3 separate regions of the Homo sapiens genome follow, and regions 2 and 3 are each linked to region 1. A link is a loop called in an ENCODE intact Hi-C map of the cell type or tissue named here. Cell type or tissue: Calu3. All regions are shown on one strand. Each heading gives the region's core, and the rest is flanking DNA. Links, peaks and the distances in the headings are about the cores only. Region 1 overlaps YIPF7 (Yip1 domain family member 7). Region 2 overlaps GRXCR1 (glutaredoxin and cysteine rich domain containing 1). Region 3 has its middle 240 kb from the start of GRXCR1.

Evidence for each region. Peaks named below come from ENCODE experiments on the same cell type or tissue, not always from the same donor. Only the 100,000 strongest peaks of a DNase experiment are listed, where the experiment ranks them.
Region 2: it touches region 1 in a loop (38-fold over the local background); 18 of 110 quality-filtered maps call a loop at or near these places.
Region 3: it touches region 1 in a loop (13-fold over the local background); 43 of 110 quality-filtered maps call a loop at or near these places.

Annotation. Positions count from the first base shown.
Region 1 is chr4:44,627,908-44,631,907 of GRCh38, forward strand. It overlaps YIPF7 (Yip1 domain family member 7), which reads right to left. Exons shown (of 6, transcript NM_182592.3): 4 at 1,496-1,641. Among named protein-coding and RNA genes, the nearest start is that of YIPF7, 22 kb to the right of the region's middle. In Calu3, for the core only: no CTCF peak of the experiment used is centred there; a DNase peak (open chromatin) is centred at 1,554.
Region 2 is chr4:42,988,939-43,000,518 of GRCh38, forward strand. All of the region lies in intron 2 of GRXCR1 (glutaredoxin and cysteine rich domain containing 1), which reads left to right. Among named protein-coding and RNA genes, the nearest start is that of GRXCR1, 100 kb to the left of the region's middle. In Calu3, for the core only: a CTCF peak has its summit at 6,619 (motif pointing right); no DNase peak of the experiment used is centred there.
Region 3 is chr4:43,127,546-43,139,125 of GRCh38, forward strand. No RefSeq gene overlaps it. Among named protein-coding and RNA genes, the nearest start is that of GRXCR1, 240 kb to the left of the region's middle. RefSeq lists an enhancer at 2,573-3,166. In Calu3, for the core only: a CTCF peak has its summit at 4,646 (motif pointing right); a DNase peak (open chromatin) is centred at 4,656.

The DNA of each region.
Region 1 (4,000 bases), core at 1-4,000:
TTATGTAAATAACTCCAACTAACATTATGCATCCAAGAGAGATCATAATGGAATTGATGCTGTTCTTTAAGGGATAGTAACAGTAATATTCTGCCACAGAACCAACAGCTGCTTTATTACAAATGACTTGTAAAGAAAGATGAGTTAATATATTAAATTGATTGTTTCTGACTATTTGATTAATTGACATGGCCTTACTTAGCAGTTAATCTAAGATTATCAAATTACTGTGACAAAGACAGAAGAAGGGAGGTTAGAGACTAAATTAAAACTCTAGTTGATATAGTGTTTGATTTACAGAGTATTTGCATTTGCTGTAGTACCAAGAAATAAGATGTTATCGCTAAATACTATTGTATTGGATGAATATGACATTATTGGCCATATTGCCTACAGAAACTAGATTGCTATCAGTATTTTGATTGATTATATACAATAATTGAAAAGCAGAATTTTATTTAGTTGCAAATGCATTTTACAACTACTTTTGAAAATTGTATATCCATTGGAAGAAATTATTATTATGGAACATGAAGAGCAGGAAAATGGGGAAGAGGGCTAAATAGTTATTGTAAGAGCTTTTCCTATAATGTTTAATTTCCCATATTATTTCCTCTGCCTGGTTTATCTCTTTGTGTCTTAATGAAACTATACTTTTCAGACTGACTTAACCATCTTTATCATTTTCTGTTTTTAATGTATTGCCACCTCCTCCTTGGTATAAAGTCAGAGACATTTTCTCATTTTTTTCTTCTGCCTTTTTTTCTTAATGAAACATTTTCCTAAACTATGAGCTAGAATGTCTTTTAAACTTTACTTAGGTGGAAGTACATTTTTCTTTACTTTTCTAGTGACCCTTAATATCATTACTTCCAGATATAAAGAATGAAAGCATACATAAGACATATAGTGAAGTCAGGGAACAAATGTCTTCATAAAAGGTGGAAAACTAACATTTTAGAGGAAATATGTAGGTTGAGTAAACAAAACATAGGTTGTCATTGCAAATTAATTTTTCATAGTAGCCTAACCCAAAACAAGGAGATCTGTCTCGTACCTCATAAGATGTTAGAAATAGTCTGGAGATATATCACAGCAAAGAAGATGGTGACCAAAGAGAAGTGACTTCTTCAGTGTCACAATAGAACTCTCACAAAATAACAAAAAATAAAATGTAGGCCTTATATCTCCCAAATCTATGTTTTCCTTCCATTATTCCAGATTTACAGTCTTTTCTTAATAACAAAAAAGACATAAATGATCTCCTGCTTTGATCTGCTTCTTGATTTTTGAAATTCTATTTAAATTTATACTTTTTAGCTGTTGCAATGCATAATGGTAGCATATTTTTGTCACTATGGTTAAATTATTCTCTCTCACTTAAAAAATTCACTATGTAAGGTGACACAGTTTCTCTTATATTTATACAGATTGCTTCAAAGCCAGCACTGGAAAGGACAAGCATTAAAATCTGGTGCTTCCTGTGACACATTACCAGAAGCAAGGTGGCTCCCAGGGCTACGCAAAAAAGAATGGGTCCAGTGAGGTCCGTTTCATTCATAATGCTGCCATCTACTGGCTTCATTGGGTTTAACACTGTCAAAGTTTTTTGCCATATGTGATCAAAATGGATTCCAAGTTCTGTAAAAAGGAAAAAAGATAAATAATATGATAACATAAATATAGAAAAATAAAAATAAGTTACACTCTTTAAAGGTTAACATATCTGATTAATTTACTTAGCATTTTAATCTGATTGTTCTATCATACCTTCTAAAGTTCTATGTTCTGTATTACACAGAAACTCAAGTTCTATGTAACATATAATAATCTTAAAAAACAAACTAAAAAATAATTTGGCTTCCAAAGAATGACTTAAAATAAATATATTAGAGAAACATTTCCATCAAGGAAAACATTCCCTGATTTATGCAGCAAATACAAGCTTTAAATCTAATTGAAAATTGGGAAGTTGGCAATATACAGTAAAAAATAAAATTGTAGCTAACAGATCAAAACTTTCATCCTATTGTCCATCTAGATATTTCCTTTTCCTGCATTTTCTGTTTCTTTTTTATTTCTTTTTCGAGGCAGGGTTTCCCTCTGTCACCCATGCTGGAGTGCAGTGGCACGATCTCAGCTCCTCCGCCTCCTGGGTTCAAGCAATCCTCCTGGCTCAGCCTCTTGAGTAGCTGAGACTATAGGCATGCACCACCACACCTGGTTAATCTTTTTTCTTCCATAGTGGCGAGGTCTCACTATGTTGCCCAGGCTGGTCTAGAGCTCCTGGGCTCCAGGGAGCCTCCTGCCTCGGCCTCCCAAAGTGCTGGGATTACAGACCTTAGCCACCACACCTGGCCCTTTTCCTGTATTTTCAATTGCTGACACTTCTGAAATCCTGTCATATTGGCCATGGCATAATTTTTCAATTAGCAGTACTATAATGAACTAATGAGACTTAGTCCAAGTCTGGGTTTTTACTTCCACTATGCCTAATGAGAAGAGCAATTTTATGCTAAATGCTTGAAACTACACAGAGGGGAAAAGGGCTCTTTCTGTAAGTAAAAGTGATCATGATGTGCATGCATATTTTTGTAAGGTCAATGTACTGTGAAGTTGAGTCTATGCATTCAAAGATTAAATTCTTGAGACGAGTTAACCTTTCTCTTTTATACATGGTAGTATTCAAATAAAATATCCAAAATCAATGAGGTTCAGTGTTCATGAGTCCAAATCCATTTAGAAACTTCTGATTTTTTTTCTCCAATTCCCATTTTTAAAATACTTCTGACTGCTGCCTCATAGGTCCTTCTGCTAGAATCTGCTTCTCTTATTACTATAAAGCAAATACTTAGCCATTTGACATCCCCTGAACATAGAAATAAATATCGATACCAGATCAGTTTCTTTTCTCACCGCTTCTGTAGAGATGAACTAAGATGTATCTAGGGTAGAGAAAGCGAATATTCAAAGAGAAGAGTATGACTTGACTATTTAGGGACCAGCAATCAAATTGGTTATCCTCCTTCTATAATTTCAGAATATCAGTAAGGGTGAGGTGGAGGCTAGGAAGAATGAAAGCTAAAATTTACTGAGTGTTTGCTATGGACTCCACAAGATTTACATACATCGGTCTTATAAATACACAATCAATCAGTTACTATTATTTTATCCCTACTTTATGCATCAGATATATAAGGCTTTGACAGATTAATTTGTCTGAAGACACAAAGCAGTAGTAGAAAACTTGGGTTTCAATGCTGCACAATCTGACTCAAGAAAGCACATGTTTAACCATAGATTTGTGGTCAGGTCAATGTTCATCTACTCTCATAATGGTTGTATTTTGTTTTTAAATGAGCCCAATTCTTCCATGTGAAGGACTGTCTTCCTAAATGTATTTATATGTGGCACTCAACCACCCTTCCAAGCTTTAGTAACCCTGTTTGGTCAGATACAGGGGTATAGCTCAACTTATTTTACAGAGGCACGTATCATCTAAATACCTTGAAAAGTTGACTTTTCTGTACACAGACTACAACATGGACTTCTAATAATCCCTATGACACAGAGGACCCTTATTCTAACAACTCAGAAACTTTCAGAGGGTCAGCTAGACACTGGTCTAAACCAAAAAATAAAGTTCTACTCATTTCATGCCCAGAATGACATCTGTTATTTTAAGCTTGAAAAAAAATTGAATGTAAATTAATAGCAAATAATTTACATTTCTGCTTCCTTGTTTCATCCTTGATTTGCACAGTGCAATTATATATTTATTAATGAACGTATGCTTTGAAGAATATGAGCAGTTCACCAAGCTTAAAAGGAGGTTAGAATGTCTAACGTAATTTTTGAAAGAGAAGAAGACTTTAAAAATTGAGACATACTACATATTTTAAATTAATTAATTTTAAATTAATTTCACCAGAAATTTATGCGCTCAAACTTTATTTTTTAATTTTGGCATGTATGCTAAAAATATGTTTTCAGTATTTAC
Region 2 (11,580 bases), core at 4,164-8,163, 1.6 Mb before region 1:
ATAACAGGCAAAAATTTTCTGACTGGGTGACCTTAAACACTTCAACTTTCACATGTATAAAAGGGGATCACCCACAGGCTGTTCTCTGTTACATGAAGCTAGTTGCCTTTGCTTATAGGCCTCCAGAGCTAGACTGTGGTGGAAGAAGATATCAGGAAACACACTTTCTATAATTTCCTCTTTTATATCGCTTATATATTACTCAACTAGGACGGGTATAACAAAATGCCATAGACTGGGTGGCTTAAATAATAGTTTTGGAGGCTGAAAGTCCAAGATCAAAGTTTTGGAAGATTTGGTTTCTCCTGAGGCCTCTCTTCTTGACTTGCAGGTGGCTGCCTTCTTGGGGTGTCCTCACGTGGCCTTTTCTCTCTTCCTATTGTCTCTTCTTCATCTAATATGGACACTAATCCTATTGGATTAGGTCCTTACTCTTCTGGCCTCATTTAGCCTTAATTACCTCCTTAAAAGCCCTATCTTCAAATATAGTTACATTGAGTGTTAGGGCTTAAACATATGAACTTTAATTTATTTAAATTTAATTTATTTTAATTCATACCAGCTTATAACAATGCAAAATCTTCCATATAATTTCCATTTAAATTTACTTCTCCCTCTATGCTGTTGAGCTCCTATGAGCTACCTGTATCTTATCCTGCAATAACTGGGTGTAGAACTTCATTGTCTTTCACTGTCAATCCACTTACATCAAGCATATCAGGGTTTGATTATACACAGAAGGGTCACATTATGTACTACTTAGCTTGATTTCTTCTTGGAGATGCAATCCCCATTCCTTTCTGATCTCACTTTCTATATCTAGAGCAATAAACAAGTGTTTCTTCTTTCTCTTAGAAAAGTTCCACCAATACCTAAGTCTCTTATGGTATTATCTCCTATCTGCAAGCACCTCTCAAGTAATTTTTTTCTGCTAAATATGGGGTTCTTCTTAAACTCTGAAGGAAGGTATTAATATATTATCATTTTCCATATTTATATGTATGATTTATAAATATTTCCAAGGTTGTGAAAAGTTTTTATTTAATAATTGAAGAAAGTTGCTTGAAAAACTTTAATAGCTTCCAGTTGAGCATAGTATATAGCAGTTCTAAGATTTTTCTGCCTTTTTTGTTTCAGGAATCAATTCTGTTTTGGTCTTTATTGTTTGCTGTTCTTGCTTTTGTAGAATACTTTTGATGTTCATTGTGCAACTTCTTGAATTGAATTATTAGTTCTTTTTTTTTTTTTTTTTTTTTTTTTTTTTTTTTTTTGAGACGGAGTCTCGCTCTGTCGCCCAGGCTGGAGTGCAGTGTCGGGATCTCGGCTCACTGCAAGCCCCGCCTCCCGGGTTCACGCCATTCTCCTGCCTCAGCCTCCCAAGTAGCTGGGACTACAGGCGCCCGCCACTACGCCCGGCTAATTTTTTGTATTTTTAGTAGAGACGGGGTTTCACCGTTTTAGCCGGGATGGTCTCGATCTCCTGACCTCGTGATCTGCCCGCCTCGGCCTCCCAAAGTGCTAGTTCATTTATTTTTATGTTTTCCTAAGGAATCAAAACTAGGCATGAATTTATCTCTAAAAATTATTTTCATAGTATATTTAAATTTAATTTGTAACATCCTAATTTTTATTATAGTTAGAGTTGGTAATTTTAAGTTTTCCCTCATTGACCTAATACTTCTTTGGAGATTTTATCAATTTCCAAGAAACTAAATGTTTTTGTTTTATATTTTGCTACTTATTTCTACTTTTATTGCATTGTCATTAGACACTATGACCCATAATATGCCTATTAATTGGAATTTATTGATATTTTCTTTGTAGTCTAATATATGATAATTTTTGTAAAATGTTCATGGCTCTTTGGAAAGAATATGTAGTCTCCTTTTTACATATATATATGCATATATGCGTACATAAATGCCACACAGTTGTTAAATTACATCATAATTATTCCATTCAAATATTCTGTATTTTAATCTACTTTTTCATCAAATACATATGGTAAGCTCTTAGTAATCTATTATATTTTAGTTTTTATCAATTTGTCTTCATATATTTAAATATGAGAGATATATTTGTGGAAGGTCTATATTATGATTTAATCTTTTATTCTTGTAACATAATTATCTTTGTTTAGTTAATGCATTTGACTTGGATTCTTCCTCGTTGTAAATGAATACTCAGATGGCCCACTTCACAGCTGCCAGTATTTTATTTATGCATTTTGTTTTATTTTGCCTTATATTTCTTTGTTCATTTGTTAAATTGTTTTTCTTTTCTTGTTAATTTTGGTTCGTCTCTTTTGTAAACAAAAACATAATTGGATTTTATATATTTGGCAACATCTGTGAATCTTTATGCTTTAATAAATAGAACTTAACCCATTTATATTTATTGTCTTAAACAAAATTTTTTTCTTACCATTCTTATGCCATTTTGTGCTTTGTGTTTTTCAAGTTTTTAAAATTTTATTTTTTATTATACATATATATCTATATATACCTCTTGCTCTCTCTCTACACACACACATACATATATATATATATATATCTGTCATTCATTAAAAGTACTGTGCTTTCTTTGCAGTTTAAGGGAACAAGGTGGGAGAGAGAGCATGTGAGGTAGTTGCAACAATAAACTGCCTCTTTCAGTGAAGCAGCCAGGAGTTCTTTGAAACATTGTCTACCAAGTGTAACTGCCATTGTTATGGCTCAGTATTTCTTGTGTTAGAAGACTTTCTCTGTGTAATTGGTATTGTACAACATATTTCTCAGTCATTTTTTTCATTATCATCCTCTGTTTATATACTGTATGTATATCTGTGATTTATGCAGTTAAAAAGTAAGTTTTTTTCACTCCTCCCCACCAGAAGAATCAATTTTCAATCCCTTGGAGACAATATTGCCCTCATCGAGAATGCTGCACAGAGGGGTTTCATTACTGCCACCCACTTCTACAAGAACAAGTGTTGTTTTGAAAGTATTTTTTATTTTTTCCTATAGGCATGTGGCTTCTGTATATGGCAGATTTGATGGAACTTTCAGTCCTGGCTGCCCTTCCTTTTGCAGCACTTTCTTAAAGCATCTGACATGTGGATGGTTTTCTAGTTTTTAATCCTTTTCCAATTTTTAATCACTAAATCAAATTTCCCTCCTCTCCTATATTCCTTTTTCTTTTCATGGGAAATCTAGTGGTGATGGATAGAGGGGCTATACTTACAGAATTATACCACCACCTTACTCAGAAATCCTTGTGGCTGTTTCTTAAGAAGATTATAGAATACAACCATAGGAATGGCATTAAAATGAAAAGCAGCAAATGTTTTTCTTCAGAAAGCTGGATAACTTAGTATGGTTGACAATTCGTAGGAGAAATAGTAATGCTATACGTCAAACCTGGGATAATCATTTTGTATTAATGCCACTTTCTCTGCACACCAAAGTCACTCTTCATATTAATTAGAACACAGATGATAATTTAATGTGATTTTATGCATTATATGTTATGTATAATGTAGGGAGCTATTTTTTTCTGCCTCGAAGATTGCCATCAGTTAATGATCCAAATAATTTTAATTTTTGAATTACAGTTTTCTTGCTTAGAACTCCAGTGTAACTGTGGAAAAGAGTGATAATCAGATTTGTTTACATTATATTTCATATACTTAGAGTAGGCCGTACTATTGCCTCAGGAGCCTCAAAGCCATTAGAAAGCCATAATGCTTAGTAGCTTGATCCAAGCATACGACATGGTAAGAAAATGAACGTTTCATTGTTCACAGCTGCCATTACATTCAGAATCCTAAGGTGAGGTGATTGTGAGTGATGATAAAATTAGCATATTTGGTATGATGTATTTAAATATAATTAAGTGCATTTCTTAAAATGGTTTCAAATGTTTATAAAAATGTTAAAAATTTTGTAGTTCCTTTAGTTTACTTATACTTTTCATTGTTTACATTACTTCTTACATTTCATTGTTTACATTAACCAATTTGGGGAGAAAAAAATAAAAATGTAGTTTTCTGAAGGCTTTTTCCCCCCTTCCTTCTTTAGCAAACACCACACATCCTCATTTTATTTCAGATCTGAAATGGCAAATGCTGCTTTAATAAGTGGTGGGATTTCTCCCTTGCTATGTCCCCTCGTTCTCCCTCTGTTCCTTTCTTCTTTCTTTTTTTATTTCTTCCTTCCATCCAAGTAAACTGTATTTTATCTTTGACAAGTAAAAGGTAAGTGAAATAAAAAGATCAGCTGAAAGTGTATTCCTGGCCAGATGGGAGTTATTCACATCTATAACATCTGAAAAACATTCCCTTTATTCTTCATTATTGGTCCTCTTTTTGCTTTTTCTGGACATGGGGATATTAATTTCTTGATGCCTCTCTGCCCCGAGCTGAAAAAATGGTAAAATATAATGAAGAACTAGAATTTTCGCTTTAGCCTCTTGTGTCAATCTTTAAACTATATGTTCTAGTTTTTAATTGCAGATGCTCTTTGACTTGGAATGGGGTTATGTCTCGGTAAACTCATCATAAGTGTAAAATATCATAAATAAAAAATGCATTTAATACACTTAACCTGTTGAACATTATAGCTTAGCCTAGCTTACCTTAAACATGCTCAGAATACTTACATTGGCCTGCCGTTGGGCAAAATTATCTAATGCAAACTCTATTTTGTAATAAACTCTTGAATATCTCATACAATTTATTGAATACTGTACTGAAAGTGAAAAGCGTAATCGGGTTGTATGAGTACTTGAAGTATGGTTTCTACTAAATGTGTATCATTTCCACACCACAGAAAAGTCAAAAAATTGTAAGTTGAACCATTGTAAGTTAAGTCAGGAAATATCTGTATTTACTTTCAACTAATAAGTTACTTATTAGGATCCAAATAAGTATCAGCAATTGTGCTGGATGCTGTGTACCTGAAGAGTGGAACAGACATATTGTTCCTTCTCTATCTCTTTCATAAATAAACGAGTGTAGAAGAAAATCGACCCAAGCACTGTGATCGTAAGTCATTATTTGATAATGCCAGCACAAGGAGGCTTTGAAGTAACTTTCTTATTTAGGAAAGGAAGAAATGTTTTATAGGATCGTAGCAAGAGTAGGTCAGCAGAAGTTCATCAGGTTTAAGAAATTTATTGGCCAAAGATGGTTCTTTATAGAGGATGCATTGTTCTTGCAGATTAGCAACAACTTTCAGTCAGTTCGTGTTGTATCAAGAAAGGTGGAGAGGACTATAAGTCATGTGCAAGAGGAGATGGGGACAAACAGCTGCAGGGGACAAGGACAAGGGAGGTCTTAGGTGAAAAGTCATTAGTCTTTCAAAGTCTCTCATTGAAGATAATTATGAAGTATTGATAAATGTGAGGAAATCAAGAATTGGAGATTCTGCTTTATTTTACCACAGAGTGCAAGGTAATCCTAAGAACATCAACACTTTTATGCAGATTGGTGAAAATTGCCAGAATGTTTGAAGACAACACCCATGCCTTACTCTGCTGCAGCTTCTATAGGAGTAAAGACAGGAAGTTGTACAAGTTAGTTATCCCACTGAGTGTGTGCTGTTATTCAAACTTACCCCACAAACTTTATTGAGTTCTTCCAATGGACACAGTCTTTCTGTCATAATTTAGTGAAAGAAACAAACCTTACTAATCATGCTAATAAGCATATAACACAAAGTGAGAGATATATTGTGAAGAAGAGGAATAGGGTCTCTGAGAATACCTAGTAAAGTACCTTTACCCAAACTAGAGAGTGAAGGAAGACTTTCCTGAGGAAGTGACAGGAGGTGAGCTTTGAAAGTGAATAAGCATTGGAGAAGAGGACATGATTAGATTTGAATTTTGAAAGTTCACTGTTAGTTTATCCTTACATGTTACTTTAAAGTAAACTTGCAATCTAGATATTTTATTTTCTTTAATTTTTTATTGGGAAGGTGAATGATATTTTAAACATCAAAAATGCTTAATATTACTGTCTTAAATACAATCATGTTCAATTTTCTGTATTGCCTTCCAATTTGTATATACATGCATACATATTTTTATGGTGACATTCACAATAAATGGACAATTTTTAATCTGTTTATTAAACTGAATATTTATCAAAAGCATTTTTCATTTTTTCCTTAGTCTATATACATAAACTTGGGAATTACTTTACTATGTATCATCACTGTGACACTTTTGAATTTGTTAAGATATTTCCCTCTAGTTGGAAATTAATGTGTCCAGCGTTGGGGTTCACTGTATAAAGATTTTTGTTCCTGTTGAATTATGTTACTAAGAAAAAAATCCTATAGATGGGAGCACTGAATTATAGTTTTATCTTAGCAATATTCATCAATACATTTTGGTATTCCTGCTTTGGAAAATTTGCCATGCACCTTTTACTATAAAGAGTTTTAAACCTGTTTATTTGTATATACTTGCTTTGCATTTGTAGAAATGATCCATTTAATATTTTTTTTGGTGGAAAAAACATTTTTGTTTAAAAGGAAAAGAAGCAGCAAATATTTTCCCTGTCTTCTTTGCTAGAAAGAGATAATTGCACAATTGTGTACCAACCACTAGGAGTCACTAGTTTACCACATCCTCACTGCAGGAGATTATACCTACAGTCCTATGCACAAAGCTAATTGAGTGGCGTTGAGAAAAGCCACACGTGGTGCAAATCTTATTAAAATGCCAACACATTTGCTGCCTTAGAAAGAAAAAGAAGTATATGTACGCCACTCTTTCGGTCAATAAAATAAATTGGTGAATCAGGCAATGATATTTTAAATTTTTATGTTTTTTACCTTCTACCTCAAGAAACAGCATGTCACAAAAGTGTGGATGATTTTGTCCATAACAAAATATCAGGTTTGAAGAATTGAGGAATCCAGCCAGTTCTGGACAAGGTCTGATTGAGTCCGAGGACTTAGAAGTTGTTCAGTGCAACTCTGCAGTGTACTTGCTCAGGACTGATGTCATGCGAAAGGCTTTATCTACTACTATGGGTCCTACAGGAGAACACCTCAAATATAAGCATATGAGTTTTCAGGTTTCTTCATTATGCTACTTTATCACAGGCAGGATTTAATCAATAGAGTGGTTATTATTTTTTTCAGACTAGTGTTACTTTAGAAGCATGCACAAAAAATTATATATTTCTTCAAGTATGTTTTAAAGATGAAATTTAGAGGTCAAAATGATTTTATTAGAAGCAAAATTATTATGGAAGTGAAGTGGAGATTTAATTTTGTTTATAAATCCTGCTTTATATGTAGTGCTACAGAAATCTATCTTGAACATAAATAAAGTTACGATCATCTGTCCTTGTGACTTGTGGTGCTCTGCTGTGGCTAATACCGTCTGATTAAAAATACACATTATGGCAGGATAGAAATAGCTTTGGTTACAAAATGACAGGGAACAAAGCAAAGACATAAATTTACTCCAGCCAGTGATATTTTATGGCCTTAGTAAGTCATCTTTAACTTTGACCTAAAGTTACTTGGAGAATAAATCAGCCTAGTTTTTCCAACTTGTGCTTTTTGATATGTGGCCTTTTAGTTTGCACAACAAAAAAATCTTGACCAATAATCTATGCATTCTGAAGGTGTATTATGTAATTCTAGTAAAACAACAGCTTTGTCTGTGGTCAAGTTTTTTTTTTCAAATAGTCTATTCCATTTATTGTGAATTTATACAGCAAAACTGTAAATCCTACAAGTGTAGGTTTATTGTAGACAGCTATCATCCTTAATTATCATGTTTTGAAGATGACTCTGTAGTGAACATGCAAAATTCCATCTATAAAGGAAGATTAAATAACATCCTGACAAAATAAAATATAAAGTCTAATAAATATAAATTTTATGTTAATATTTTATATTAATAAAAGACACGTTAGTAATTATAAAAGTCTTACAATACGTATGTGTACACCTTTCTGTCTTATCCTTCACAATGGGATGGGCTGTCTTTGTTACAATCTCTTGGCCACCAACTACTCTATGTTCTACTTCCTGAATATTATTTACTTCTGTTCCTTTTCCTTAATTCCCACTATATCAGTTCAGTCTCTTATGTTTAGTTGGTAGCCATTTTGACAATTTATTGAGAAAATAAATTTTATCCTTTGATGTCATTTATATGTATTTTAATTTATATAAATATGTACATATATTTGCAAATATTCTATATTAATAGGTTATTACCCATAGGTAAGATACATTTGGGGTAGATGATGTCTTAAAATAGATTACTGAAAGTTGAAATTTGGTTTGCTTTTTTTCCCTTTATTTTTGTCATCTGTAGGACACTTCAAATATTTAGTGAAGCTTATTATTGATCACAGAGTAGATTAGCAAATTGTGATTTTAATGAGCAGAAATCTAGTGTGTCTATTTACATAGGCAGTGTCCTGGCTAATATTCAAACTGTAACTAAAATCTATAGCAGAAGGGAATAATAATAAAAATATGTAGCTGAAAATGTATAAACCGTGTTTTTTTATTTTCTGTATCTTCTGAGGCTTTAACATCTGGGACCTTGCTAACACTGGAGAGACTGCTCCTCCAGGGTCATCTAATTCCTAGAGATAGCAAAGGACTTGCTCAAGAACGAGTCTTGATTGCAAATGAGTCTTGAATGCAAAGGAGCTCCTCCCCACAGTCACCTCCCCTATGGGACTCTCACACTCAGGGTGCGCCATCTCCCTGATCACCCCAGGGCCCGGAATCAGAAAACTAGGGATGGCCTTTCTGTCCCAGAGCCCACTGAAGTTATTTAAAGCAGCCAATCGTAAGCCTGTTCACCCTGCCTTGCTTTTTCCATGGAAACCACAATAAAGGCCCCTGCCCTCATTTCTGCCTCTCTCCCTCTGCCTCCTAATGATCCCAGTTCTTCCCTGTGTGGCTCCTGCATGGCATGGCGTGCCTCCTCCCTCCTCTCGGGAACTGTGAGTACAAACTCTCTTTTCCATGTCAATTGTTTTCTCATCTGTTGGCCTCACCATACCTGAATAATAATAAAACCTACATTTTAAAATAGAAGAGAATAATACTTTTTTAAAAGCGTATATTTCTTACTTTATGTCAGGCACAATGGTCCTTCCAGTTTGATGAGGTAAATGCAATTATTACCCCCATTTTCCAAATAAAGGGACTGAGGCTGGGTGAGCCTCATTTCACAGCCAACATTTCACAGCCAGGAGATGATAGAGCAAAGTTTAAAACAGGGCCTTCTGAACGTGAGTCCATAAAAATATGTTTCCTATCACTTAACTCTGCTCTGTTGAAAAACATCAGCAAATTCATCCACTTCCTTTCCATTCTTACTTTTCTTCTGTTGGCTGACCCCTTTCTTAATAAAGATAAACTTGAAAAGAATACACCAAAACTTCTAATCTATAAATGGAGAGTGCCACATTTTTATTCATGTACAAATGTTCCATGCACATGTAATTAAGTAGAGTATAAATACTACCTCCACACATCTGGAAAATAATAGAAAATATGGAAAGGACAGTCTCTGAAGACAATATCACAAAAACGCAAGTGAAAGATACATTGTAAAAATGTTAATGATTGACTAAACATTGTCAAAATGGCCAGGCTTGTAAGGAAAAAAATGTCTGTTTGTGGTTCTTCATAAAAAATAAAGAAAACACAGCAGGTTTGCATTTGGGCCGACATGCTTGAATTTCATGTTTGTGGCATTTCCTGACAGGACATCATCTGTCCCAAACATTTCATGTGTTCTGACTTTTCCATAAGGCAGAGGGTCTTGTTTCAAGGAATAATTACCTCTGAAAATGGAAATTTAAACAGAAGAAATGTTTTTCACCTTTTTGATCATTCTTCTTGACTATGGTCAATAGTTGGAATTTTGTGTGTCAGAGATAAGTTTTGAGAGTTTACTTTAAAAAATGATTGGCAAATTGGTAGATTTGGCTTTCCCAGGCATGCAATACAGCTAACATTGGTGACTTGATGTCCGGTACCTATATTAGATCCTTCTTGGCTGTCAAAAAGTATTTTAAGTCAATAGAACTTAGGAAGAAATGACTTCATAGGTGCACAATCCAGATAACAACCGAGGTCCCTGACCACTTAGGATATAGGAAATATTAAAAGCTGCAAAACTGCATTCTTGGTGCATGTCCACTATTGAGAATGAAGGAGTGATGAGGGCAGGCAGGCTTGCATTCTTATGATCCTTTCTGCCTCAGGTGTATTTCTTCTTTGTATAGTCTGTGTCCTGCACTACAGTCAACCTTGATGTTAAATTCAGCTCATTTCTGGTTTCTCTGCACATCATACCTACAAAGCATGTGTGTATAGAATTTACTCAATGCTCAGAGTTGGGTGTGAGGAGAGACAAAGGAGGGTCTTGCTTTGTACTAAAAAAGACAGCTTCCACTTAAACATGAGCTTCTTCAAGGTCCTTCGACTGCACAGCCTTTCAGGCTTCTTCACCACACAGCCTTAGTTGGTCCCATCTTGTCACTGCACATACTGTCACCTCATCCTCACCTTTCCAAGTCTCTTCCATCCACTCCCCTTTCTTTGGAAGTAAAAACAAAGCATCTTTCTTTATTTCCTATACAACAGTGAGGCCATTCTCCTTTGCTGTCTTTGGCTCCTATGCCTCTCCCATCCTCAGGTCCACTTTTTCCCTCAAGATATCCCAAGATCAGGCCATTCTCCATAATTCAGATTTTTTCCTTAAAGTCTGATTGCTTGGTACAACTATTAGGAATTGTTAAAAACCCATTTAAAGTTTATTGCACACTAAATTAAGAAAACAGCTTTAATTCACTAACAGTATCTAAAAAGTAGACAACTTGATGCAGCCTAAAGTACATGGTTGGCTCAATTGTTTGTATGCATCGGTAAAAGACAATAAACCTACTAAATTCCTAAGATTGTTTGCTATCAGATGGTTGCTGGAATTTAGTTTCTGGTTAATGTGTCTTTGTTCACCTTTCGTGATACACAGTATTCCCCAAACAATCCAAAGTTTTGATTTCCATGGTTTCAGTTACTCACAGTCAACTGCAGTTTGAAAACATTAAATGGAAAATTCCAGAAATAAGCAATTCATAAATCTTAAGTTGTGCACCGTTCTGAGTAGTATGATAAAATCTTGCACTATCCTGCTTTGTCCCTTGGCATGTGAATCATCTCTTTGTCCAGTGTCTCCACACTATACATGCTTTCTGCCTGTTACTCACTTAGAAGGCGTCTAAGGGGGTGGGCACTGTGGCTCACACCTGTAATCCCAGCACTTTGGGAGGCCGAGGCAGGTGGATCATGAGGTCAGGAGATTGAGACCATCCTGGCCAACATGGTGAAACTGTCTCTAGTAACAATACAAAAATTAGCTGGGTGTGATGGTGCACACCTGTAATCCCAGCTACTCAGGAGGCTGAGGCAGAAGAATCGCTTGAACCAGGGACTAGGAGGTTGCAGTGAGCCAAGAATGCGCCACTGCACTCCAGCCTGGTGACAGAGCGAGGCTCTATCTTAAAAAAAAAAAAAAAAAAAAAAAGAAGGCATCTAAGTCTCATGG
Region 3 (11,580 bases), core at 2,878-6,877, 1.5 Mb before region 1:
AACCTGCAAAGCATGAGAAATAAACACTTATTATTGTATGCCATTGAAGTATCATGATTGTTTGCAATGATTTTATGGCAATTATCTTATTTTATTTTTGAATATAAATAAGTTCATCTAAAAGATATTTGATACATAATCTCCAAGACAAAAACAGGGCTAATTAAACAACATTCTTTAATATGGAGATTATCATCTCCTCCTTAATACTGCTTTAAAAATCTTTTTTCAATTTCTTTAAAAAAACTGCTTTATTGAGGTATAATTGTTATAAAAAAACTGTACACATTTCATGCATACAATTTGATGAGTTTAAGCATATGCATACACCCATGAAACCATCACCACAACCAAGATAATAAATATATCCATCACCTCTAAAAGTTGCCTTGTGTTCCTTTGTTTTCCTGTTTATTTGTTTGTGTTAAGATTTGCTCTCAACAAATTTTGAAGTGTAAAATACAATGTTGTTAATGATACATGCTATGTTGTACAGCAGATTTCTACAACTTATTCATCTTTCATAAGTGAAACTTTATACCATTGAACAATAACTGCACATTTTCTTCTCTCTTCAGTCCCTCACAACCACCATTTACTCTCTGAGCCTATGAGTTTGGCTATTTTAGATACATTATATAAATGAAATCATACAGTATTGCCCTGTGACTGGCTTATTTCACATAATATCATAATGTCTTCAAGGTTCATCAATATTTTCTGTCACATATGGTAGGATTTTTTTTCTTTTATAAGGCTGAATAATATTCCATTGTGTGTTTTCTTTATCCACTTATCTGTCAATGGACATTCTAAATTGTTTCTATATCTTGGTTATTGTTAATAATGCTGCAAAGAACATGAGAGTGCAGATGTCTCTTTGAGATTTTGCTTTCAGTTATTTTGGATATATACCCAGAAGTGGGATTGCTAGATCATATGGGAATTCTACATATAATTTTTTTGAGGAGCCTCTATACTGTTTTCCGAAAATATAGGGGAAAGCCTTCTTGACATTGATATTGGCAATGATTTCTTGGATATGACATCAAAGCACAGGCAACAGAAGCAAAAATAAACGTGATACAACATTAACCTAAAAAACTATACAGAAAAGGGAACAATAAACAGAATGAAGAGACAATCTATGGAATGAGAGAAAATATTTCTGTTTTTAAATTTTTTTGACTTTTAGTTTAGGTTTGAGGGTACATGTGAAGGTTTGTTAAGCAGGTAAATACGTGTTATGGGGGTGTGTTGCACATATTATTTCATTACCCAGGTATTAAGCCCAGTACCCAATAGTTATATTTTCTGCTCCTCTCCCTCTTCCCACCCTCATCTCTCAAACAGACCCCAGTGTCTGCTGTTTTCTTTTTTATATTCATAAGTTCTTACTATTTACTCCCCACTTACAAGTAAGAACATGTGGTATTTGGTTTTCTGTTCCTGTATTAGTTAGCCTTCGGCTCTGCCCATGTTCTTGCAAAAGACATGCTCTCAGTCTTTTTTATGGCTGAATAATATTCCATAGTGTATATGTACCGCATTTTTCTTTATTCAGTCTGTCATTGATGGACATTTAGGTTGATTCCACATCCTTTGCTATTGTGAATAAATAAGCACAGTTTTTAATTGTTGCCTTATACAGTTGCCTTTTAAAACATGGGATAAGAAAAGTGTTACAAACATAATAAATATGTTTATATTGTCTTTTTTTAAAATTATACTTTAAGTTTTGGGATACATGTGCAGAATGTGAAGGTTTGTTACATAGGTATACATGGAGCGAAAATATTTCTAAACAATGTATCTGATGAAAAGTTAATATTCAAAAAATGTAAGGAACTCCAGCTCAATTTCAAAAACAAAAAACAAACAAAAAACAAAAAGACCCCACAACCCAACAAATACCTTGATTAAAAATGGGCCAAATACGTGAATAAGTAATTCTCTAATAGAGACATACAAATGGCCAAAAGGTTTATGAAAGGTGCTCAACATCACTAATCATAAGGAAATGCAAATCAAAACTGCAATGAGATGTCACTTTGCACCTGCTAGGATGGTTATTGTAAACAACCACTACAAAAAAGATAAATACTAGTGGGAATGTGGAGGAAAGTGAACCTCTGTACACTGTTGGTGGGAATGTAAAATGGCTCAGCCACACTTTATGGAAAATAGTGTGGCAATGGTTTTAGTGCAATTATTTTATGGCAATACCTAATACAATTTCAAAATGAATTTCTTAAAAGTAAAGAAATAAAATAGAATCTCTGAAATTTAAGAAAAAAAAAATGAGTTACCCAATGGCAAAGGATAGAATCTCTTATAACACTAGGTGAATAGACTTTGACTAACCAACAAAAACTAACATATTCAATTGAGTGTTGCCTTTCAAAGCCCTCTTATTGTGAGGTTATTCAATTATTTTAATAAAGTAGCTATAGGTTAAGAATTTCTCTTTGTAGATTACTTTTAGAGATAGTTTATAAATCAGTAAAGAAAATCTAGATTTTTTACTTCTTTTTCACATCCAGTGAATTCAGAAAATAACACCCTTCTGATATAATAATTGGATGCTAACCAAGGCAGCCTTAATCCTCTTACCTTGACTAGACTTTGCACAGGTTTCTTCCTGACTGTAGGCACCTGACCTCCTTTTGCTTAGAGAATTTGTTTTAGAAAACTTGTAATTGTAAATCCTTTCTCTGTCCCTTTGAAATGTATGTAAATTATCCTCTAGCCTCTTGCCTGTTTTACAACGCAGAAATTACCTTTCTCGAAGACCTAGAATCTATCCCATTGAGATGTAGTCATCAAGAGGAACAGCTTCCCTATCTTCCAGTCTCTGTGGTAGGGTAAGACCTTCATAAACAAACACCTTGAGCCTAATCACATTGAGCAACCTCTCTGCTAATGTCCTCCAGCACTTTGCTGCTGGCGACCCCCCATGATTAAAAACCCACCCATCTTTTGTTTCAGTGGAATAGAATTCAATCTCTCTCCCCTTTTACAATAGTCTTGGGTAAAGTCTTCCTTGCCTGTCAAACTCTGTCTGGCGTAATTATTCTTTGAAAATGCAAAATAATGTAAAGCACTTTTTTTCAAAATAGATCAAATCCAGGTGGTATGCCTATTTTTTTTTATTATGGTAACCAAACTCAATATGAAAAGCAAAGTGGAAGTGATTTCATGTAAATTCTTATCTGAGAATCTTTTAAAAGTCAATTTCCCGGCCAGGTGCAGTGGCTCACGCCTGTAATCCCAGTGCTACGAGAGGCTGAGGTGGGTAGATCACCTGAGGTCAGAAGTTCGAAATCGGCCTGGCCAACATGGTGAAATCTGTCTCTACAAAAATAGAAAAATTAGCTAGGCATGATGGCAGGTGCCTGAAATGCCAGGTACTCCAGAGGCTGAGGAGGGAAGATCGCTTGAACCCAGAAGGCAGAGGTTGCAGTGAGCCGAGATTGTGCCGTTGCACTCCAGTCTGGGTGACAGAGTCAATTTCCCCTTGCTCTCATTTCTTCTGAACATTTTATGTTAGCCAATTCTTAACATATTGAATTGGCACTTTAAGATTTGAAGGCATATATTTTTCAGAGAATGTACTTTATTTTTCTTTCAATTCATCCTTTTAAATTTCACTAATGTGGAAGTAACATTCTTTCTCCATAAGGGCTTAAGTTGTTAAAAGATGAGACACAGGGATTTTCTTCTGTGTACCTCTAAACTTAAGGGATATTTTGCATTCCCTTTCAGTAGGATGTCACACAGCATTCCAGAGGCGAAGTACTTAGGGTAGCAATTACATTACTTTAATGGAATCACTTTTAAAGGTGCTATAATCAATCATCATTAACAACAACAAAAGTGACAAAAACTAACTTTGTTAACTAGGAGAGATTTTGAGCTCGAGATCCTTCCAACTAATTATATTTTGATAGATCATTTGGAACTAGCTTTAAATGTTTCCAGGAGTTTCTGAACAGTTGCCTTTTTAGAAGCCAGTTTTATTTTTAATAATATGAGAAAGGGACCAGAGATTTTTCTGGGAGTGAATTAATCAGGGTGAGGAAAGAAAATAGGGGTTAAAGAAAATTTGCTTTGTGAGATGGAAAGATACTCATGTACGGTGATGTTAACTTTTATTAAAGGCAAAAGAGAGAGCAGCCATTTCGTACAAACATACACAGACAACCAATGAAGGAGACTAAAGATAGGAATTTCCCATAACTAATGGGCCTCAAATATTTGTTCTTTGAACACAAGTGTAAGGCCTTCTGCATGGGTCACTAGGCTGGGCCCAGTACATTGATATTACTTTTTGAGTCGTAAATTAGAACATTTGTCCTGGCAATTATAAATCTATGCAAAGAATACAGTAATATAAACTACTTCATATATTCTGAAGCTGCTTTTAAAATATTTTGAGTGTGGTTGTGTAGGCTAAAGTATAGATACTCTATTAGGGCCTCATAAACAAAGGAGAAATGTTGGATGGGATGGAGAAAATTCAAGGATTGGGGAAAAATGTCAATGCTAAACAGTAAAATTATAACGAAACTACCTTGATAAGAAAACAAAAGTGCAAAACACTTTGCTAGCTTTTTCTACGGCAGCTTCAGCAGGTGGCGCTGGTGAGCTTCCAATAGGTAATAATGTGCATGGTAAAAGTTGAGTTTCATGGGTTATGCGGATGTACTGCTCTCCTCTCCAGGGCTCCAGGGATGAAAAAACGTGCAGTCCAATAAAGATCTGAAATACGTCATTCTTTTAGTATATATGTATTAAACAGATGCCTATGTAGGTATCAATTTATATTAGCAATTACAAACATATTCATGGCTTATTTCTAAAGAAAAGTGCCTGATAATAAAAAGATTTATTTGAAATTACTCAACATAAGTTTTAAAAAATGTCTAGTCCTGGCAGGGTGCGGTGGCTCACGCCTGCAATCCCAGCACTTTGGGAGGCCGAGGTGGGCGGATCACGGGGTCAGGAGTTAGAGACCAGCCTGACCAACATGGTGAAACCCCATCTCTACTAAAAATACAAAAATTAGCCGGATATGGTGGCTCGCGTCTGTAATCCCAGCTACTCAGGAGGCTGAGGCAGGATAATCACTTGAACCCACGAGGCGGAGGTTGCATTGAGCTGAGCTTGCGCCACTGCACTCTAGCCTGGGCAACAGAGCGAGACTCCGTCTCAAAAAAAAAAAAAGGAAAAAGAAAGTCTCGCCCTCAGTTTTCCTGAATTTCTCTCAAGTTCTATATGAGTACATCTGCCAAGGGCCACATTATTTTGTGAATGGATAATTGAGATAATTGGCAGTATGTTACAGAGCAGTGGCAGTTCTCCTTGAACTTAGACAAGATGCAAGTCACTTAAGGATGTTGTAAAATGTGGGTTTTAATTCAGTACATCTGAGTGGGACCTGAGATTCTGCATTCCTAACAAGCTCCCTGATGATGGCAATGCTGTAAATTTTCATATTACGCCGAGTAGCAAGGCTATAGGGGAATTTATATCAGATCTACCTTCCAGCCCTGGTAATCTTCCTTAACAAGTATGTGACCTTGATGAAGTCAGTTTATCTCTAATAATGAAATAGAAAAAATAAAGTAGTATCTCTTCTTTTTATTTATAGTAATCATTTTAGGGTCTTATAAAATGCTGAATTATCTACCAAAGGAAACATTCAGTTATATTTTGTAAATAGTTGGAAAACCAGTTGCATATATTGACTTTAACATATTAGAAAATGATTGACACATAAAAATTATTGGCTAAATGTGAAAAGTTTACTTATTTCAGATTTTAGTTTCTGTATTGACTTTTAACCTTAGAGAGATCCTTAAAACATAAGTGAATAGGAATGCAAGGTATATAAATGAGAGAATTGACAACAAGTCTAAAAACGGGGTGGAAATACTTCATTGAAAGAAAGAATGAGAAAAAATGCAAATTACTTAATTTTGTAATTATGATTTTAAAATAACATCCCAGAAAGAAATGAGAAAATAATTGTAAGTCATTTTTAATTGTGTGACTCAAATAATAAATTAATATCCCCATAGGGATGTAGTGATCAGCTAAAAGCGGCTTGCTGAGTGCCTACGAGCACCAGTGAGGTAGTGAAGCTATCCTGGGCTAACAAAGACGCTTATCCTTAAGTCACGTCTTCCTTATAGTTGATACCTGGTTTCCTGTTTGACTTGAGTAAAAATTTCCACCACACACTGTTTGTCCATATGTGTCTCAGCAGTAGAACAGTGACTAACAGCAGTTTTATTGGATTGGGCATTTGTTATCATTGTAATTAATGCCTGAATGTTCAGCAAGTGAGTCGTGTCAATAAATGGCATCTCAGACATGCAGGTAAATCGAAGAAGAATGCTTAGGCTTCTATATGGAAGTGCTGCAATCTTCAGTTATGTAAGTAATTTGTATCTCCTTTCTTAGTGCTTTGGAATCCCACTGCCTAAGGTCTTATTCCAGCTCTAAAGTTTAATGACTATGGCTTGGACAAGTTACTCAACTTCTCTGAAACTCAGTTTCTTCATCTGCAAAATGCAAGTATTATCAGAGCTTAACTTTCTAGGGTTGTTTAGGAAATTTTAAAAGAGATATAATACATGGGAACACAGTTTTGGTATTTGGTAACCTATCAACGCATGTTGGCTGCTAGTATTGCACTTGCCATTATTATTATCAGTAGTTGTTATTGCTGCATTGCAGAAATGGACTCTAGTTTATTTTCTGAACTTTTTGATTGTTGTTACTTTGTGATCATATTGATACTCAAATTCAACTATTAATTACGAACTATTAGTGCAGTTTAAGAGTTTCAGCCTTGTTTTAAAATCACATTTTTCCTATAGTCATTTTAGCCTTTGACGAAGATTTATTCTTCTTTTAAAATGAAGTCATGTTAACTAATTAATTACTGTAACTCTTTAGGTGATTCTGTAAATAGTTTTAATATTTTGGATAATTGTCATTAGTAATAATTTCCGCAGTTTTTCTTACAAAAGCAGTAATCATCTCTTGCATTTTTATGTTAACCTTAAAAAACTATGACAACCTGAAGTTTCTAAAGATGAATTCTCCTAAAGGTGAATCTAAATATTAAAATTCAATGGCATTTAGTGTGTTTCATACATACTATATTATTTGGTAGAGCTAACTTCCTTATGACCCAAAGTAATTTTGAGTTATAGCGTATGTAGGTAGGTAGATGCAATCTGATTTTCACAAATGAATAATTAGATTTGAAATTTAGTTCAGTTATTTTTCACAGCTACACAGCTTAAAAGCAGCAGAGAGAGATCTCAAGCCCAGGCCTCATTGTTCCAAATCCAGTACTGTTTTTAAAGCCACAAAGAGACTTTGACCTATAAGGTCTGGGAGTCAGCTTCAGGAGGATGTCGAGTTAAATCCATAAGTAGCATTTGAGATTATGTGGTTCCCAAGATGTCCTAAAGGAATTATCTGCCATTCTCACTCAAAGGCTTCATTTGACAGTACTTCCATCAGGAAACACTACGCTTTCCTGCTAAAACTGCCTATGGCTTTGGAATGCAGTACTATGGTTGTCACCACAAGCTCCAACTAAATGCTCAGTGGGATTATTGGCTCAGTGAGAGCCTAGCTTGGATCCTGACCTTACCTACTAAATGCACAAGATATTAAAACTGGAATCAACTTAATTCTCCCATTCAGCCAACAAGTATTTCCTGAGCTCCTAGTATACAAATTGATGCATAAGTTATAAAATCTAGTGAGTAAATAAGTAATTACAAGTTGTGTTAATCATAAATATGAAAGGTCAGTGGAGGGAGCAGGTTGTTGATATAGACTATGAATTGGAGGTGGAAAGGAAGCAGGGTGGTCTGAGAAGGGCTCTCAGTCTCCTTGCTTTACCGATTAGAAAACTGAAATCCTGACACATGAATTGCTGGTGAAGATCCCTTAGGTAAGTGACAGATGGACCAACACCAGAACCTATGTCCCTTCACTCCAACACTCAGGATTTTTACTTGATGTTTTGGAAATTAGTATTTTCAGATAGTCTAGTTGGTTTTAAAACTCAGCAACTATTTTTCTCAGATATATGTAGCACTATAAACATGTATATTAAAAAGAGAAAAGTAAACCTTTTCCCTGAGGAAAAGGCATTAAAAGTAAGTAAAATACTTAAGAATGCCATACTAAAGTGTATTTTTGTACCGTATTCATGTATATATTTCTTTTTCTATCTATCTATTATTTATCACCTATCTATCCATCTATCTACATCTAGTTAGATAGATCAATGATAGATCAATAAATATATATAAACTATCTAGGATCTAACCCATTTAACCAGAGCCTGTTACTAAAGTTCTGCCTGGCATCAGGGATGTACTCAAGTTGGAAATCACAGGCTATACCTAAGACATCTGAATTGTGACCTTCACGGAAAACAGCCCTGGGAAAGAGTGGTCAGTATTAGAGGTTTTCAGAGACTGTGTCTTTTATTGACACCAACAATGGCACGTATTGGCCCCCAGTAGGACTGTGAGTGAAATCTTACCTCTGACACTTGCAGACATTACCAACTGATGATGCACAGCAGTCCTGTATCAAAGGCTACTCACATAAAATGAGAATTATTAAGAGAGTGAAGCTAATTTCACAACCAAGGTACACAGTGTAACAGAGAATTTAGTCACATTCGGTTATAGGCGGTAAAATGTTGATGTGGGGAGCCCAGAAGGGAAAATTCAACACGTTGAGTCACACAGCAGAGCTGGTCTATGAACTGGATTCTGAAATTTACAGTTGATAAGTATAGAATTTTGGTCTCACTATTTCAGTCTTCCATACCATAGACCTCTCATCCATGGGACTGAAGCAAGCAATGGTGTGCATTCAAATGGAAGGCTCTTGTGGCTGATTCCTGGGGTCTTTGAGGACTAAGTATCCATAGGGAGGTGGCTGCCCTGCATTGTGAAGTGTCCTTGAGGCATGTGGCAGAGTCTGCAGCAAGGAGCCCCAGAGTTAAGCAGAGCCTCCTTTTCCGATGTTACAGTATGAAGCCAGTCATTGCCTAACTTTCAACCCCAATAACTCCTTTTTATTGATTTTTTTCTATAAACATTAAGATTAGAGTATTTGCCACATTGTTCTTATCATGTGCAAATAATTAGCTGTCACATCGTTATTATTCAGGTATATAAAATCACAATTAAGAACTTCTGATTATTCAAAGATAACTAGTGGCATCACATTGAGCTGTCATCATTTTAGCCAAAGCAAGACAAAAGACAGCAAAACTCATTATTTTACTTAACCTGTGAGGTTTTACCTAAGACAAGCTTTGGCTTTTTTGAAATGTTGAATTCAGCCCTTCATTGATAATAGGGACCTCTCTGACTAGAAATCACTGGGTTAAGTTTTGAGGGTTTGTCTGACTAACTCACTTTTTCTTTTCTTTCCTCTCTTTTCTTTCTTTCCTTTCCTTTCCCTTCCCTTCCCTTCCCTTCCCTTCCCTTCCCTTCCCTTCCCTTCCCTTCCCTTCCCTTCCCTTCCCTTGCCTTCCCTTCCCTTTCCTTGCCTTCCCTTCCCTTCCCCTTCTAACCCTGGAAAGTGAACATGGATATATTTAATATAGTTTTATTTGCTTAATACATATATTACATATAACCTCACTGTAGAAATCAGGGTATGGGTAGAAAACAGAATTCCCCTCAGATTGGTCAAGTAATTCTTTTATTTTTAGTGACTTATAATAATTGTATATCTTTGTGAGATACCAAGTGATATTTTGAGATATATATATATACACTATGTAATAATCAAATCAGAATAATTAGTATATCAATCACCTCAAACATTTATTATTTCTTTGTGTTATAAATATTTGCAATCCTCTTTTCTAGCTTTTTGAAAATATACACTAAATTATTAACTATATTTACCCTACAGTGCTACAAAACACTAGAACTTATTCCTCCCATGTAGTTATAGCTTTGTTTCTGCCAACTAGCCTCTCCCAATCCTCCACTGCTTCCTACCCTTACCAGCTTCTAATAACCAAAATTATACTCTGTACTTCCTTGAGCTTAATTTTTTAGCCCCCGTATGAGTGAGAACATGCAATATTTATATTTCTATGCTTAACCTATTTTACTTAACATAATGTTCTCCAGGCTCATCCATGTTGCCAAGAATGACAGAATTTTATTCTTTTTTATGACTGAGTAGTAATCCATTGTGTAGATATGCCACATTTCCTTTATCCATTTGTATTAGTCTATTCTCAGATTGCTATAAAGAAATACCTGAGACTGGCTATAAATAAAAGAAAGTTGTATTAAGTTTCTTTATAAAGTTTTATAAGGTAAAGAAGTTTAATTGGTTCATTGTTCCTCAGGCTATACAGGAAGCATGATTGGGGAGGCCTCAGGAAACTTATAGTCATGATGGAAGGTGAAGGGGAAGCAGGCACATCCTACACAGCTGGAGCAGGAGGAAGAGAGAAAATGGGGAGGCGCTACACACTTTTAAACAAACAGATCTCCTAAGAACTCACTATCACAAGAACAGCAGGAGGAACTTCTGCCTTCATGATCCAGTCACCTCCCACCAGGCTCCTCATCCAACATTGGGGATTAAAATTCAACATGATGTATAGGCAGGGACAAATATCCAGACTATATCACCATTTATCCATTGAGGGACATTTAGATTGATGCTATGTCAGGACTATTGTGAATAGTGCTACAATAAGCATGAGGGTGCAAGTATCTCTTCAATACACTTTTCTCTTTTCCTTTGGATAAATACCCAGTAGTGGGATTGTTAGATCATATGGTAGTTCTGTTTTTTAGTTTTTTGAGATATCTCTATACTGTTTTCCATAATGGTTGTCTAATTTACATTTTCACTAACAGTGTCTAAAAATTCGCTTTTCTCTGCATTCTTACTAGTATTTATTATTTTTTGTCTTCTTGACAAGAGCTATTCTAACTGATATGAGATGATATCTTATTGTGGCCTTTATTTGCATTTCCCTGATTGGTGATGTTGAACATTTTTAATATACTTGTTTATTTGTATGTCTTCTTTTGAGAAATGTCTATTCTGATCCTTTGCCCAATTTTTATTAGATTATTTGTTTGTTTGGTTGGTTTTTTTCTATTGAATTGTCTGAGTTTCTTTGCATATGTTGGATATTAGCCCCTTATCAGATGAATAGTTTGCAAATGATTCTACAGGTTATTTCTTCACCTGTTGATTGTTTTCTTCATTATTAAAAAGCTTTGCAGTTTCATATGTCATATTTGTCTATTTTTGTTTTTGTTGCCTGTACTTTTGAAGTCTCAGCCATAAAATTTTTGCCTCAGCCAATGTCCTAAAGCATTTCCTTATGTTTTCTTTTAATAGTTTTAGAGTTTTTGGGTCTTATGTTTAAGTTTTTAATCTATTTTTAGTTGATCTTCATATATGGTGAGAGATAGAGGTCTAGTTTCATTCTTCTGCATATGGATATCCAGTTTACCTAGCATGATAGGGTGAAGAAGGTGGTTT